Regions from separate parts of the Mus musculus genome. Here region 2 is linked to region 1. Evidence: chromatin loops called from intact Hi-C (ENCODE). Cell type or tissue: heart. All regions are shown on one strand.

What was found. A loop is a pair of places that touch in the nucleus more often than their neighbours do. Peaks named below come from ENCODE experiments on the same cell type or tissue, not always from the same donor. Only the 100,000 strongest peaks of a DNase experiment are listed, where the experiment ranks them.
Region 2: it touches region 1 in a loop (2.0-fold over the local background); 3 of 42 quality-filtered maps call a loop at or near these places.

What each region holds. Positions count from the first base shown.
Region 1 is chr17:32,217,989-32,225,988 of GRCm38, reverse strand. Brd4 (bromodomain containing 4) reads left to right here. Exons shown (of 20, transcript NM_020508.4): 4 at 276-413; 5 at 1,767-1,902; 6 at 3,824-4,116; 7 at 4,481-4,843; 8 at 5,700-5,828. Among named protein-coding and RNA genes, the nearest start is that of Ephx3, 33 kb to the right of the region's middle. In heart, a CTCF peak has its summit at 4,945 (motif pointing left); no DNase peak of the experiment used is centred here.
Region 2 is chr17:32,316,570-32,324,569 of GRCm38, reverse strand. Akap8 (A kinase (PRKA) anchor protein 8) reads left to right here and starts at 3,332. Exons shown (of 14, transcript NM_019774.5): 1 at 3,332-3,485; 2 at 5,761-5,799; 3 at 6,692-6,724; 4 at 7,224-7,503; 5 at 7,903-8,000. The coding sequence starts at 3,467. Akap8l (A kinase (PRKA) anchor protein 8-like) reads left to right here. Exons shown (of 14, transcript NM_017476.2): 13 at 2,579-2,674; 14 at 2,785-3,146. The coding sequence ends at 3,078. In heart, CTCF peaks have their summits at 2,966, 3,732 and 4,912 (motif pointing right); a DNase peak (open chromatin) is centred at 3,289; H3K4me3 peaks cover 3,039 bases; H3K27ac peaks cover 2,518 bases.

The DNA.
Region 1 (8,000 bases):
GAGGCCTAGATGAGGGGATTGGGGGATGAGGGCAGATTTTGATCAAAATACATTGTGCATACAATAAATTATCCTTTTTTTTTTGTTTTATTTAAAAAGAAAATATTTATTTTTCCCCCTTGTGAATACAACCTGTTAGCATGTGAATTTCCATCTAGCACTTAGGAATCTGTCCTTTCTTTACTTACTTTACAGTCAGTTCCTCACTGACACCACGGGAACGTCTTTGGCTGTGGAGTTAAGTAACAGTGGCCTTTGATTTCTTTGCTCCTCAGGATTACTATAAGATTATTAAAACACCCATGGATATGGGAACAATAAAGAAGCGCTTGGAAAACAACTATTACTGGAATGCTCAGGAATGTATCCAGGACTTCAACACTATGTTTACAAATTGTTACATCTATAACAAGGTGAGATGTTGGGGGGCAGAGGTCCAGTTTCCCTGCTTGGGAAGGAGGGGGAGTAAAAATAGGGATACTTCTAAGGAGCCCAAGGACAGGGTTGCTGGGATAGCTGGGCTGTGTAAGGATGATAGCAAGAGACTCCCAGAAGTAGGATAATGGGACCTATAATTGTGCATAGGATTGGGTGTTTCTTTTGTGGGGAGGAGGGCATTGTTATCCTTGTTAGCCTGAAGCATCTGCCTCGAGTACCCTTGGGGTTTTTATTTTAGTTCTTGAGCATGTCTAGTACAGAACATATGAGGACAGATGACACCAGGTGGTCCTTTGGGATGGTGTAAATTTTCAGGTAAAAGAGCCTGCACAACTTAGAGTTTTGCAGAGGTGTGCTCAGGCACAAACCTTGATGTGAGAGGGTACAGTGGGGCTAGCTGCAGACCCCAGCTGTTCTGTGGGTCACAGTCTCCTGGAACTGTGGACATGGCCATAAAATCCAGTGTCCTCCTGGTCTTACATATAGACCCACGGGCCACTTCCTAACCCCGTAGCCAAACCTTTCGGCTCGGCTGTGCCATGAAGCCAGATCATTTGTTTACAGTTCAGACCACAGATGTGATTAAAACCAACCCTTTCAAATAGAACGACTCTGGAGGGAGACACTATACAGAACTCAGCTTTTGACCTCTGCTCGTGTAGTGGGTAAAATTGCCCAGAAGAGATGGGTAGGTGAGTTTCTTGAAGTTTACTGTGTTTTGTAAAGCCTTAGTTCTCACCACTTAGGTGGAAATTAAAATGTACAGACTAGGCCCTCAGTTTAGAGCTGAACGGGGACAGCATGTTCTGGACATGGTGACAGAGTGGGGATTCATAAGGCAATGTGATAAGGGCTTTGTTCAAACCTCACTGAGCTGCCATTGGGGTACATTAGGGAGCACTGTTGGAACCCTAAAAAATATTCATCACCAGAAAAAATGCTGTGTAATTTGAGTAGTTCTAGTGAATTCATTTGAGTTGTATCTGAAGAAATCCCAAAGTAAAGGAGGGCCTCCCGTTAGGAAATTAAGCTGGTAGGTACATAAGGCACAAGGATGGTTTCTTGGAGCTTAAAACTGAAAGGAGATTCAGGTGGATAGGTCTTCTTAGGAATACCAAATAGCATAACCATTATGGCCCCTGGAGTCCAGATCTTGTTTAGGAATACCTGGTAGCATAAAGATTGTAGCCCCCTGGAGTCCATAAATCATGAAAGGAGCCTGGGTACAATGCTCCATGTATTGGAGCATGGGGGTGGCCCTGGTGTCCCGTCCACAGAGATGGGAAGAAAAGGCCTTCCAGCTCTACCCCACCTGTTTCCTCATCCAGCCTGGAGATGACATCGTCTTAATGGCAGAAGCTCTGGAGAAGCTCTTCTTGCAAAAAATCAATGAACTGCCTACAGAAGAAACTGAGATCATGATAGTCCAGGCAAAAGGAAGAGGACGAGGGAGGAAAGAAACAGGTAGTTGTGTTTCTCCCTCATCGTTGCCTATTTTCCAAGTTTATCAGAGTGCTAGGGATTACAGGGAGTTAGGTGGTGACAGCAAATATTTCATTGCTGATATTTGAACAGAGTGGACTTTAATATCATCTATGCTCCTAGGAAGTCCCATGGATCTGAAGTTTCTCCTTGGCAAAAGTCACTGGGCCCTGAGTAGTTGATAAACTTAGATATAAAAGAAAGCATGGCTTTGACATTTGATTCTTCACCTTTGGTGCTGTAGCTGTTTCTCGCTTTTCTCTCAATTTTATTATTTATTATTTGTTTTATGGTGCTAAACCTCAAATCCAGCAAGTATTTCACCATTGAGCTTCATGCCCTGGTCCTGCTTTTCCATTTTAGAATAAAGAAATTATTCTGACAGAAGCCGTTGTAACTAGTTTCCCAATCTTTAAGGTTTATCATCTAAATTCCCTTAATGCCAGTCATGTTTGCCTCTGGTGCTCACTCATCTAAAGCCAATTACTAACTTCTTCCTGCCTCCCAGTTTCCAACTGTACCACTACTAACAAAACTCAAGCAGCCATCTGGCAAAGTTGCTATTAACAGGTACTATGTCCTGTACTTTACAGTTCTGAGCTGCAAAAGGGTGACAATTTTCAGGTTGCTTCTGGTTGTTAGTTATTTGCTTCTTTTAAGACATGCTTTTAGCCTGGCCTCCCACCTTGCTCTAAAGTGGCAAAGGCACAGGGGCCCGCTAAATCCAGAGTAGCTTTTGGAATTACCAAAGAAAGACAGTCATTCACATGTATGTTCCCACTCCTTTCTCCTCTTCCTCTCCCTCTCCCTTCCACTCTCTTCTCTCCCTCCTTCCTTCTTTTTCCTTCCCTCTCCTTCCCTTTGTTAATTCAGACTCAAAGTCTTCATGCTTCTTGAGTCTTGTTATTACATATATTCACTACTACTCAAAACTTTTGGCAGGTACATGGATTAAATCACATTCCTTATCCATAACATGCAGAGCCTACTCCTCACTTTCTGGGACTAACAGTTTTGATGATTTGACTGCAGCAGGCACGGGAATCTCAGGCTAGAAAGAAAATTGGGAAACTCAGTAGAACCTCCCCCTTCCTCCTCATATGATTCCTGGAAAGCGCTCTAGGACAGCCTACAGATAGATAATGCTTTTGCTTTCCTGTCTGTCTGTCTGTCTGTCTCCTTCCTGAGGTAGAATTTTTTATTGACATAGCCCAAGCTGGCCCTAAAACCTTAATCCTTGCAACTTGGCCTCCTCACTGCTGAGATCGCAGGCTTTAAAGACTTGCTGTCATTCCATCTGAATGCAAATCATAGTACAGGATACGGTCCCTGGTTCACCTGCTCACGTTTGGGCTGTAGTTATAATCCTTTGTTTTTAATTTCTGATTTGGTGTGCCATGTGACTACTTTGTGTTGGAAGTTAGAATGCAGCTACAGGGAAACAAGCTGAGTAGTCACAGATGGCTACAATTGTCCACTAGTCCCTAGTGGCTCTGAGAGTTGAGACCATCCTACTTTTCAGAAAGCTTGCAAGGTCGACTGCTGCCAGATCTGTCAAAAGCACTCGGAAGGAAGTGAGGGCAGCTGTCTGCATTCCCCAAGGAACATTTTTCTGATTTCCATGTGCAGCACTGGTGATAACACAGTGTATAGGTTTCCCACTCTTTTAGCCTGGGCTTCCCTTCTTATCTCAGTCTGTATCTGAGTGAGGAGTTGCCACCAGGACACCTCAGGAAATGATACCACTTCCCTGGGGACACAGGAATAAGTTTGGTGCACAGTGATACCTGAAGTGTTCCAGATGGTCTTAACACTAAACAAATGTAGTACACAAGTATATGTGGGTGTTTTGTCAGGGTGTGCTAACATAGCTTTTAAATTTACTATTTTTTATGATTGGTAGGGGCAGCAAAGCCTGGTGTATCCACGGTACCAAACACAACTCAAGCATCAACTTCTCCGCAGACCCAGACGCCTCAGCAGAACCCTCCTCCACCTGTGCAGGCCACAACTCACCCCTTTCCTGCTGTCACCCCAGACCTCATTGCCCAGCCTCCTGTCATGACAATGGTGCCCCCTCAGCCACTTCAGACTCCTTCACCGGTACCCCCCCAGCCACCACCCCCACCTGCTCCAGTTCCACAGCCTGTGCAGAGTCACCCGCCCATCATTGCGACCACCCCCCAGCCTGTGAAGGTGAGCATCCTGGGCCCTGGTGGATTGCTGCCACCAGAGACGGACTTGCAGGCTCTCTTAGTTGTTTCTTCTATGGGCTGTGTAGCTCAAGGCCCAGGTAGTAAGCAGTAAACCTCTTCAGCAGGTTCTGTGGCCTCTAAGGGAGTAAATACTCTATTGAGTTTTGTGCTTTTCTCCTGTTGCTGGCTGGTTCTAGTCCAGCTGTGGAAAACAGTGGTGTGACAGGGTCTCAGTGCAGTTATACCTTTGGGCTTGTCCTGAGTATTGGGATCCCGGTCAGGGCTTGGTTTCAGAGGTGATCCTGAAGGGCAGCTGTACCAGCCAGAGCCTCTGATTGAGACTTTTGTGTCTGTGCTCATGGCAGACAAAGAAAGGGGTGAAGAGGAAAGCAGATACCACCACCCCTACCACCATCGACCCCATTCATGAGCCACCCTCACTGGCCCCAGAGCCCAAGACCGCCAAGCTGGGTCCTCGGCGGGAGAGCAGCAGACCTGTGAAGCCTCCAAAGAAGGATGTACCGGACTCACAGCAGCACCCAGGGCCAGAGAAGAGCAGCAAGATCTCTGAGCAGCTAAAGTGCTGCAGTGGCATCCTCAAGGAGATGTTTGCCAAGAAACATGCTGCCTATGCCTGGCCTTTCTACAAGCCTGTGGATGTGGAGGCACTGGGTCTGCACGACTACTGTGACATCATCAAACATCCCATGGACATGAGCACAATCAAGGTTAGCTACCAGGTCCCTGGGATGATGGTCAGAGACAGGATTTCTCCTAGACTAATCCAACAACGTTCTGGGTGCCCCCTGCAGGTTCATTGTTGAAATAAGTGAACACTAACCTAGTATACTTGGTTTCAGGTGATGACTCTGCCTATTTCCTTGGTGTAAGGAGATGTAAGATGCATACTCGAGCTCTCTCAATGCCCCTGTACTTCTTTGCACCTGCCAGATGGTCTAGGAGACTGGGTCCTCTGGGCTCAGTGTGATTGGCAAGAAAGGCTTTGCTGTTTGATCTGTAGAAGACACAGCACTATCTACCAACATCATCACCAAAGTATTTTATTTAAGGACTTTTATAATTTTCCTCCTGGAAGTAGAATAACATTGCTCAAACAGGAGATTCCTTTCTGTACCTTCAGTACAAGCACATGCAAGATGAGAACTTGTTTTATTTTCTCATCAGTTCTGGCATAATCTCTTCTGGGATTCTGTGCGTTCAGTTTCCCTTTAGACTTTTCACTGACCTCAGTAGGGTAAGCCTGGGTCTAAAATCATTTCTAAGCCCCAAGACTTGGCAGCTATATCTCCGTATCTGTCTCATGCCGAGAACCGGAGTGATGGCCTGTTGTTCTTCTTTGTCCCCATAATCCATATTCTAGTCTGGATTAAACTGAGAGCCACTAAGAAGCTACCTTGTTTCCCATCAATAATGTATTACACACACACACACACACACACACAGAGAGAGAGAGAGAGAGAGAGAGAGAGAGAGAGAGAGAGAGAGAGAGAGAGAGAGAGAGAGAGAGAGAGAGACAGACAGACACAGGAACAGAAATGTCTAAGGCCTACTTTGTATTTGCAGTCTAAACTAGAGTCCCGAGAGTACAGAGATGCCCAGGAATTTGGTGCTGATGTCCGATTGATGTTCTCCAACTGCTACAAGTACAACCCCCCTGACCATGAAGTGGTAGCCATGGCTCGAAAACTCCAGGTAAGGCTCCAAGGTCAGGCCAGATCTTGCCTTGTCAGGTATTTATTCTGTCACTTCACTCATAATAATGCAGTGAGGCTTGGAGGAAATTTTGTTTTTGTTTGTTTGTTTGTTTGTTTGTTTGTTTTTGAACAGGGTCTCTCTTATGTAGGCCTGGCTGTTCTGGAACTCTTAACATAGATCAGGCTGAGCATATGTAACTTACCTAATGCATACATACATTTTAAGTTAGGGTCATTAACTTAAATGTGAGTGGCTGGTTCTGTCTGTCTGCCTGTTCGTATCCCCCAACCCCTACTCCCCACCCTGCCCCTTCAACAACCTGGAGGAGACTTTTATTTTTTTTAAGACTTATTTATTACTTATTTTATATGTAAGTACACTCTAGCTGTCTTTAGACACACCAGAAGAAGGTGCCAGATCTCATTAGAGATGGTTGTGAGCTACCACGTAGTTACTGGGATTTGAACTCAAGTCGGTGCTCTTACTTCCTGAGCCATCTTACCAGCCTAGCTTTTATTTTAAAGAAAAGTACATACCAAAATTTACAGAGACCTATAAGGTACAAGTGCTCTTAACCATTGAGCCATCTCTATAATGCCCAGACCTGCCTTTAAAGGAAACATAAGATCTTAATTCCCAGCCATTTCTTCATTAGTTCATAGGTTGCTACCGCTCTCAGGTCAGTGGTCTGCTGAGCAACCTGCTACTAAGAAGCACAGGTATATTAGTTGTGGGTCGCAAGGCTTCCTTGGGTCTGCTTATATAGCAGTCTCTAGGGTTTCCAGGGCAGAGATTTGCAGAGCTGTTGGTGACCCGTTGGTCTTTGTCATTAGAACTTTGGTGATTCCCTGCCTCCATACTATTTTGTTAGTTTTGCTAATGTGTCACATGATAGCATCTTTTCTCCTTCAGTTCAGAGAACATGTCAGATTCAAGGGTAGCTTGATAGGATTGACTACTGCTCTTTGATAGTGTTGACCTGGCTCTTAAAATTCAAATGCACGATCAGACTATTGGGAATTTTTCACTTGATTGGTTGATTTTGTTTGTTTTACATTTATTTGTATGGGTGGTTTGACTGAGATGTCTGGTGGTTATGGAGTCTTAAAAGATGGTAGCAGATCCTCTAGACTGGAGTTGTAAGCTTCCAGCTTCCTTAATGGTGCTCGGGACAGAACCTGAATCTCCTGCAAGACCATCTAGTACCATTGGTTTGGTTTGGTTGGTTTGGTTTGGTTTTTGTGTGTGATTGTTGGTTTTTGTGTTTTTGTTTTTTTTTTTCTTTTGGTTTTTTGAGACAGGGTTTCTCTGTGTAGCCCTGGCTGTCCTGGAACTCACTCTGTAGACAAGGCTGGCCTCGAACTCAGAAATCCGCCTGCCTCTACCTCCCAAGTGTTGGGATTAAAGGCATGCACCATCACGCCCGGGGTGGTTTTTTTGTTTGTTTGTTTGTTAGTTTTTGTGTTTTTAAATCTTCCTTAGTTTTGTTTTTTTTTTTCTGACTTGTACTTGTCACTTAGCATTCCCTCTTCAGTTTGGTGTTATCTGTCCTTCAGCTTCATAAGAAAGGCAGCCCCTTCGCCATTTATGTTTGCTTTCACTAGTCTTTATGTGGAATTAAGGCTTTTAAATTTTGCTACAATTTTTTAAGATACATTTTATTTATTAGTTAATGTATTTGAACTATACTCTTGTTGTCTATCTCTGGCTAGTTCTACCTCTACATTCTGAATACTGGAATTAAAGATAGTCTACATCATACTCAGCTGACTGCACTTTTTAAACAGGACCATCAAGTGGCAGCGTGCCTTCAGACTTTGGTCTGAGGACCCCCTCCTTTTGCTCACAGTTTTTTAGAACCTAGGGTAGTGTTTGGCCATTTTTGTCCCTGGTTTAGAAACTGTAAAGTTCAATTCAGTTTCCTGCCAGCAAGGAAAAATACTATCTTGAGGAATTAATATTAAAGAAGGGAAAGAAAAACCACTGTGTCTGGTGCGCCCCCCCCCCCCCCCCCCCATGCCTTGCCACTACTTCTTCCTCTGTACAGTCTGGACTCTGAAGGGGAAGGGTTTGCTTTTATATTTTGGTGTCTTGTTTAAAAGTTTTCTTTTGTATACCTTTCTCCTCTTAGTGGGTGAATCTGTTCAAGCATACCATTTTTATTAGGAT
Region 2 (8,000 bases), 99 kb before region 1:
TCACCTGATCTTTCTGCCTCTGCTTCTGTAGTAGCTATTACTATATATGTATGCTAACTGACCAGGTCAGGCTCTCTATTTTCTGCCTGAGTGCTGTATAGTTGGTTGTTTTAATGTTGGCACCATAGTGTAAGTCACTATTGGATCAAGGTCAAGGAAGCACTGGATAATTAAGCAATGACACCAACCTGAAAGTAGGAACACTGGGTTTTGTTTTTAATTATTTCTCATGTTTGGTCATTATGACCAAAACTGGAAACAGCTGTTTATATTCCACTTCTGGACACACAGAGGGGTAAGAAAGGACAGTGTCGGCCAGTGAAAATTACTGAGGAACTGTAGTAGTGTTCTAATTCTTTACCTTAATCTGCTACTTGAGTATACTCAGCCTAGTAATAGAAAAAAATATATAAGGAAAACTGTGAGGTCTAGTGAGGTGCTCAGTGGGTAAAGTTACTTGTTGCTAAGCCTGGCAGCCTGTTTGAGCTCTGGGACACTCATGCTGGAGAGAGAGAACCAATTCCCTTTCATTCTTTCTTTGGTTTCATAATCATGTCTGTACTCCTATGACTGAAGAAATGACCGAGCATGTTGATTCCAGACAGAATGACTCAGATATGATAGTACAGATCTACAATTCCAGCATTAGGAGATCAAGAGGATCCCAAGTTCAGAGCCAGTTTATAAACCAGGCATAGTCTAATGTTCCTGGAAGGCTGAGGCAGGAAAATTGCCACAAATCTGAGAGACCAGCATGGACTACATAGTGAGATCAGGCCAGCCTTGCCTACAAAATATCTCAAACAAAAAATAATTCCAAAACAACCAAACAAGTCCCAGAACCTCCTACGCTACCATAGCAAGACCTTGTCTCAACAAAACAAAACAAAAGGCCCAGGCTTCCCACTGAATCGAATAAATGTCTTCTATTCTGCCAGAGGCCCTGATCCGCGGAGCCGGTCTATTTCTAGTTCTTAAACTTTGGGATAGGAGCCCGGGGGTGGTGGCGCACGCCTTTAATCCCAGCACTTGGGAGTCAGAGGCAGGCGGATTTCTGAGTTCAAGGCCAGCCTGTGAGTTCCAGGACAGCCAAGGCTACACAGAGAAACCCTGTCTCGAAAGAAGAAAAACAAACAAAAAAACTAAAAAAAAAAACTTTGGGATAGGAATTACTGAGGCAAATTTGTATTTCTTGTGTATTCCATCAAATAGCTTTTCAAGTCTATAACCAGTTGCTCCACCAGTAGAGAAGTGTCTCTTTTCAGTTTTACCATTATTTCTTCATATCCAAATCCTGTGAGTTAAAATGATGCACAATATTTAAATATAGTTTCATCTATATTCTCATTTTGTTTTGGCAGTCTTATGTAGTCCAAGCTGTCCTGGAATTCACTCTATAGGTCAGAGTGGCCTTGAATTTGCAGCAGTCCTCTCTTCCTCTTAAGTGATGGGCTTACAGGTGTGCATTGCTAGGGCTGTTTTTATACCCTCTTTACTGGTTCTAAACAATTTGCTCCTAGGTGACTGCATGTGTATGTCTGTGTATCTGTGGGAGGGCGGGAGGTAGCATGTGTGTAGAAGTCAGAGGACAACTTGCAGGAGTTGGTTCTCTCCTTTATTGTATGTGACCTTAGAATTGGGTTCAATTTGCCAAGCTGTGCTTTTACCCAGAGTCATCTTGCCAGACCCTTTATTGTTTTTACATTTTACTTTTTTTGTTGTCACTGGAATTGAGGGGAGGGGGGTGGCAGTGAAGGTTTTTCTGTGTCCTGGAACTTGCTCTGAGACCAGGCTGGCTTTGAACTCAGGAAGATCTGCCCTCCTACCTCAGCCGCCCAAGTGCTGGGATTAACGATATGGGCCACCAAGCCCAGCCCTACGTTTTACTTTTAATAAGTTTTATTACATCTGGTGTGTGTGTATATATATGGGGATTGAACCTAACTAAGGCTTTAAGAATACTAAGAAAGCACTCTATCATCAAATTATTATATTATCTCCAGCTGGCCCCCTCCCCCTTTTTACGTTTTATTTTTTTATTTTTTATTTTCTTGTATGTTTTGCCTGCACATATGCTCACTATTCACATGCCTGGTGCCTGTGGTAACCAGAAGAGGGCTTCATATTCCTGGGAACTAGATTAGAGATTGTTGTCAGCCACCTTGTAGGTGGCAGAAAATGAACCTGAGTCTTTGAAATACTAACAAGTCCTTTACGCTGAGCCATCTCTCTAGCTCCCAGCCGTCTTTTATTTTCTGAGACATAGTCAAACCATGTAAACCGTTAAACTCTGTAGTCCAGGTAGGCCTTCCACTTTAATGTCCTGGAGTTACATGGCCTGTGCCACTAAGTCCAGTACTTACTATAGTTTCTATGTAAGCAGATCAGGTTTCAAACAGCAAATAAGGTGTGGGTGATCAGATCGAATCCTAGTTCCTTGCATGCCTGTCCAGACTGACTGGAATTACGCCCAAGGTCACTTACAGACACTAGGACTAGTTATTGGTGAATCTGAACCTCAGCTGGGTTTGTTGGATTCCTAGAGCAGCCTCACCAGCCCTGTCTGCCCTGCCCATAGCTTATGATGGAGCAGTCCAAGAAGTCCTCGCTTATGGTGGCCCGCAGTATTCTCAACAACAAGCTCATTAGCAAGAAGCTGGAGCGATATCTGAAGGTGAGGCAAAGGCGAAAGCACTGTCCTAGTCCTGACCTTTGTGTGAGCCTGGTCCCCATTCTATCCCAGTGATTCCTACCTCCCATTAAAGTCTCTATCCATCTCTACAGGGCGAGAATCCTTTCACTGACAACCCAGAGGAGGAAAAGGAACAAGACGAGGTGGAGGCTGGCGCTCTGGATGAAGGGGCACCAAGCGAAGCGACAGAGCTCACAGAGGGCGTGCCGGCACAGCCCCCCGTGCCCCTGGAGCCCGCCCCAGGGACTACAACACCGCCACCTCCGCCACCACCAGAAGAGGAGGAGAGCCCTGTACCCTTGCTGGGCGGAGCGCTGCAGTGTCAGATCCGCGGGATCCCGGGCCTCGACATGGAAGACGACGAGGAGGGCGGTGGGGGTCCATAACCCTTACCCGGCAGGGCTCCCGTGGCCGAGGCTGGAAGTCCAGCCTAATAAAGTGCTTTCCCATCTGAGGTCTTCGTTTGTGCTGTGGTGAGGGCGGGCCCCTAGAAGTGCGCCTGCGCGCGGGTAAACGCGCTAGAACCGCTCACGCGTGCGCGGACCTGGACGCTCTTGCGCACTAGCTTACCCTTGAGGCACAACTCCCGAGATGCTGTAGATTTGCAACCCGGAAGGCTGGGCGGATCGGCGGGGGCGGGCCCATTTGAGCAACCAATGGTAGCGCCCAGAAAGAGACGTACGCTCTTCGTCTTCCAGTAGCAGACAGCACGTTGAACGCATGCGTTCTGAGCGAATCTAAGACAAGGATCTGCTGGCGGGTCGCGTCGCAGACATGGAGCAAGGCTACGGAGGTTAGTGTGGGCTCTTCTTCACCACGGGAGACCCTGGCGCATGTGGTATTCGGGCTTAGCCTGCAGCCGGAACGCACTTGCCGCAGCCCGGTTCTGTGTGGAGTTGTCCCGGACGCGCGCGCTTCCCTTATTGGGCCTCTGCGCAATCGTTCCCGAAGCGCCGCGCGTGGATTGGCCGGTAGGACTCGGGGCGGGGGGTGCGGATGAGGCGCGAAGGCCGACGCTGTGGCCGGTTTCTGGATGCGTTCTGGACCGCTTTCACTGTGCAAGCCGAGTGGCTCTCATCGCTGCGGGACCCCAGGACCCGAGCGGTCTCAGTCCCGCCTTCTCTTCCGAAGACGCCACAAAATGGCGGCTCCAGGGGCGGGGCTAAAGCGAACGCTGAGGAAGCGGGGGGTGGAGGGGGTTGAGGTCCGGCTGGGTTGCGGCGGCCGTAGCGAGGAGAGAGTCTCAGCTCATCCTCCGCAGGTCGTCCTTGAGAGCTCGTGTCCCCGGGCTCGCTTTTCTGAAGGCTTACGGGCAGCGCGCGATCGGCCCAGCTGTGCACTGCGGCTACACCCGGTGCAGCTTTTTGGGAAAACCTGGCTGGGTCTCTGCAGTGTACGCGGCGTGAGGTGCTCGTGGGAGGTGTGCTGCCTGAGGGGCTGGGATTCTGGACTGTAACATTACGGGGGTCTGCGGAAGCGGGAACGTTGCCTTTCCTAACCTAAATGTCAGCAACTTTTCGTAATTAGGCGTCGGTTCTCGAGCTATCTGCTTTTAATCTCCTGGGAGGCCTTGACTCTGTACGGAGATTTACCCGCAGGAGATAGTTGGAACATGTGGAATGGGGTTGGAAGTGGGCACAGGGAGTGGTTAGTGGCTTCTGGCGGCTAAGGAAGGGATCTTGAGAGGCAGCAGAGTAACAAGATCCCTAGAATTGGACTTGCCAGAGAGGCCTGAGGTGTGATGAACACGTGTGCTTGGGTATCAGCCTAGTGCTCTTTGCCTTTGGGATCCTAGATCTATGTCTTCCATTCTTAGCCTTTCCACCAGATAGATACCTGTCACAACCCTGCTATACTTCTTTGGTCTAGGGAACTTCATGGTGACTCCCACTTTCTACCAGCCAATAATTTTACAGATACAGTTAGGGTATTTGCAGCCTTCCTGGTTTTTTTGTTTTTTTAACTAAGAATTTTTTTAGCCGGGCGTGGTGGCGAATGCCTTTAATCCAAGCACTTGGGAGGCAGAAGCAGGCAGATTTCTGAGTTTGAGGCCAGCCTGGTCTACAAAGTGAGTTCCAGGACAGCTAGGGCTACAGAGAAACCCTGTCTCAAAAAACCAAAAAAAAAAAAAAAAAAAAGAAGAAGAAGAAGAAGAAGAAAAAGAATCTTTTTTTTTTAAGATTTATTTATTATATGTAAGTACACTGTAGCTGTTTTCAGACATTCCAGAAGAGGGCATCAGATTTCGTTAGGGATGGTTGTGAGCCACCATGTGGTTGCTGGGATTTGAACTCGGGACCTTCGGAAGAGCAGTCAGCGCGATTAACCACTGAACCATCTGGCCAGCCCCTCCCTGGTTTCTAAGTAGCAGTTAGGTATGGCCGTACTGAGTGCCTGTCAGCACATTTAAGGGACTGTGTTACAGTGGGGCTTTTGGGATATTCTGGAAAGGGAACTAACCATTAACACTGTCAAAGTGAAGTCATTCGACAGCCTGGGACTGTGCCACTGTATCGGACTATATGCTAGGCTCCAAAAACACAAATGAAGAGAATGTATTCCCTTTCTGTTCAAAGGAGTGTTGTAGGGGGTGACTTAGAAGGTCAGAGGGAGGCTTGAAAGCTGGGGTGTTGAGTGTTTAGTTACATGGAAGCAAAGCCTAACGTTTATGTCACCGAATTTCTAGCTTGTTTCCCAGTTTCGTGGCATAACTGGCAGCACTCTGAGCTTTCCCGCTTATGTGGCGGCTAGGCCAGTACAGTGGGCACTGTGACCTAATGCTGTGTTTTGTGTCCTCTAAACTTGGTTCCCTCCCTCCCGCCACCCCCCCCCCCTTTTTTTTTTTTTTTTTTTTTTTTTTTTTGCTTTGATGTCAGCTCAGCCAGGTAAGGTATGATGGTTTGCTTGCATTTGTGGGTGGAGATAGTTCTTAAAGGCTGGAGGAGGTGCGCTGGATCACATTTACGTTCCCTCGTTGTAAGCTGACACTTCTTTAGACTCTTTGGGTGTTATCAGAACTCTTATTTCCTTGAGGTAGGACAGAATCTTGACACATGATCTTTTCACAGGCTATGGGGCATGGAGTGCTGGACCTGCCAACACCCAGGGTAAGTGGTTCCTGATTAATGGGTTGGCTTGTGGGTTTCTCCACTGCATGCCCCCTTGTAGTAGAGCCCAGCATCTGTCTTCCCTAGGGGACATTTTGCCTTTTTTTTCTTTTTAAGGAAAAACAGTACTACATGGGAGCGGAGGCTGATTAGTAAGAAGAATGCTCCTTGTGTCACTCTGCTACCTGCCACCACAGGCCTCAGTAGCACCCATGCACCCCTGTTAGTCTGTATACACAAACTGTGCGTTCCTATTATGTTTAGCATATTGTGGAACGTTTGTCTTGGGGTGCTTTTCTTGTGACCATTTAGAGAGATAAAACCTGTTTTTAAGTCAAGAGTACAAAAACAGACAGTAGGCTAGATGTGGCCTAGGCTTTTGTTCACCCTTATTTTCTGAGTCTAGAACCTGTCCCAGGCCAAGTCCCTAGCACCATTGGAGGCAAGCCACTTTTTTGTGTGCCCCGTGAAAAGGTCTTCCAGACACCTCTGCCACATAATATGTTCTTATTCAGTTGAGAATGTGATTTCCTCCCACTCCCACTGATGCCTTAGGTATGGTTGGGAATAACTAGGTTTGGTGAGAACTGAGCTTATTTATGCAGGGGATTTTCTAAGGTCCAGTGCAGCCTGTCCTCTCAGTTAGTACTGTAGTGTAGACCACCATCTTGGGGATTGCTGTGTACCTTTCTTTTCTAAGCTTTCATGGGAGAAGTCAGGCCTGCCTGGGAGAGAAATATTATTGGTGCTTTGTACCTGTTCTGTAAAACGTGAGCATGCTAAGGACCACTGACACAACCAGTCACACCCCACCTTGTGGTGCAATGAGGTGGCAGCTGTCCTTAGGTAATAACTGGTATTGAAGTGCTTATGTGTTTTTGTTTTTCCTAAGGTACATATGGAAGTGGTATGACCAGCTGGCAAGGTAAGACCTTCTGAAAGGGACCTTGAGGTGGGCAAGTGAGTCTTTAAACAGCCATCCAGAGGTACAGGTCCCCACTCCCCCATCCTGGCTGTGCACATGGCTCTGTCGATAGCCCGGAGAATAAGGCTGCTGGGCCCTGAGGCGTATCAGAGCTAGGCTGACCTGAAGGGGAGTTTGAACTTGTTTGAGAGGGATTGTGGATATAGTGCAGGAACACTTTTCAAATGTCTTTGTTAGTACCTGGAATTGCTATTCTGAGGTTCTTGGCCATCTTTGATTAGGAAACAAGTCCTTCTGTCTCTTAAAGAAAACCTGCTACTACAATCTGTGGCCACCTGTCTCTCTGGTCTTGATCACATGTGTATTGTGGTATGATGTTGGTAATGCTTAGTTCCATAACTTTTTCCTTCTTGGTGGGCAGAGAGTGCTCCTGCAGACAAGAATGTCATGGCTAGCCTCATGTGCTCAGGCCTAACATGGTTCTTCTTTCTCCTGATAGGTTATGAAAACTACAACTACTACAATGCCCAGAACACCAGTGTCCCTGCAGGAACACCCTATAGTTACGGCCCAGCCTCATGGGAGGCCACCAAGACCAATGATGGTGGCCTGGCAGCTGGGAGCCCTGCCATGCATGTGGCGTCTTTTGCCCCAGAGCCATGTACCGACAACTCAGACTCGCTCATTGCCAAGATCAATCAACGTTTGGACATGTTGTCTAAGGAAGGAGGCAGGGGTGGGATCAGCAGCGGTGGGGAGGGCGTGCAGGACCGAGACAGGTGATTATGGCCTTCAACCTTTGCTCATGGAATCCCTTTCTGGAATCACGGGAGTGGGTACCAGCTCTTTTAGAAAGCCCTCTTTCCTGTTCCTCCTTTAGGCTGGAGTTGGACCCTGTGGGGTGGGCTTCACTGAAGGTTTCCTAAACTGCTGGCCAATGAGCCTAAGATTCTTTGTTCTGGCAAGGGCTTCATGCTCTTTCTTTGTTAGCAGTGTTTGAATGAGTGTTCTTAGGCTAGTTTGCCTTCTGGGCATTTAGGTAGATACTGACTGGGTGGGTTGGTTTCTTGTTCTGAATGTAAGAGGTCCAACTTAGTGTAAAGTTAGGCTGAGGGCAGATTATTGGGTAGCCTGGATGGCTTAGGCTGCTCCTAATGGGCTGTATACTTCCTTTGCAGCTCCTTCCGCTTCCAGCCATACGAGTCCTACGACGCCAGGCCCTGTATACCTGAGCATAATCCCTACCGCCCCGGCTACGGTTATGATTATGACTTTG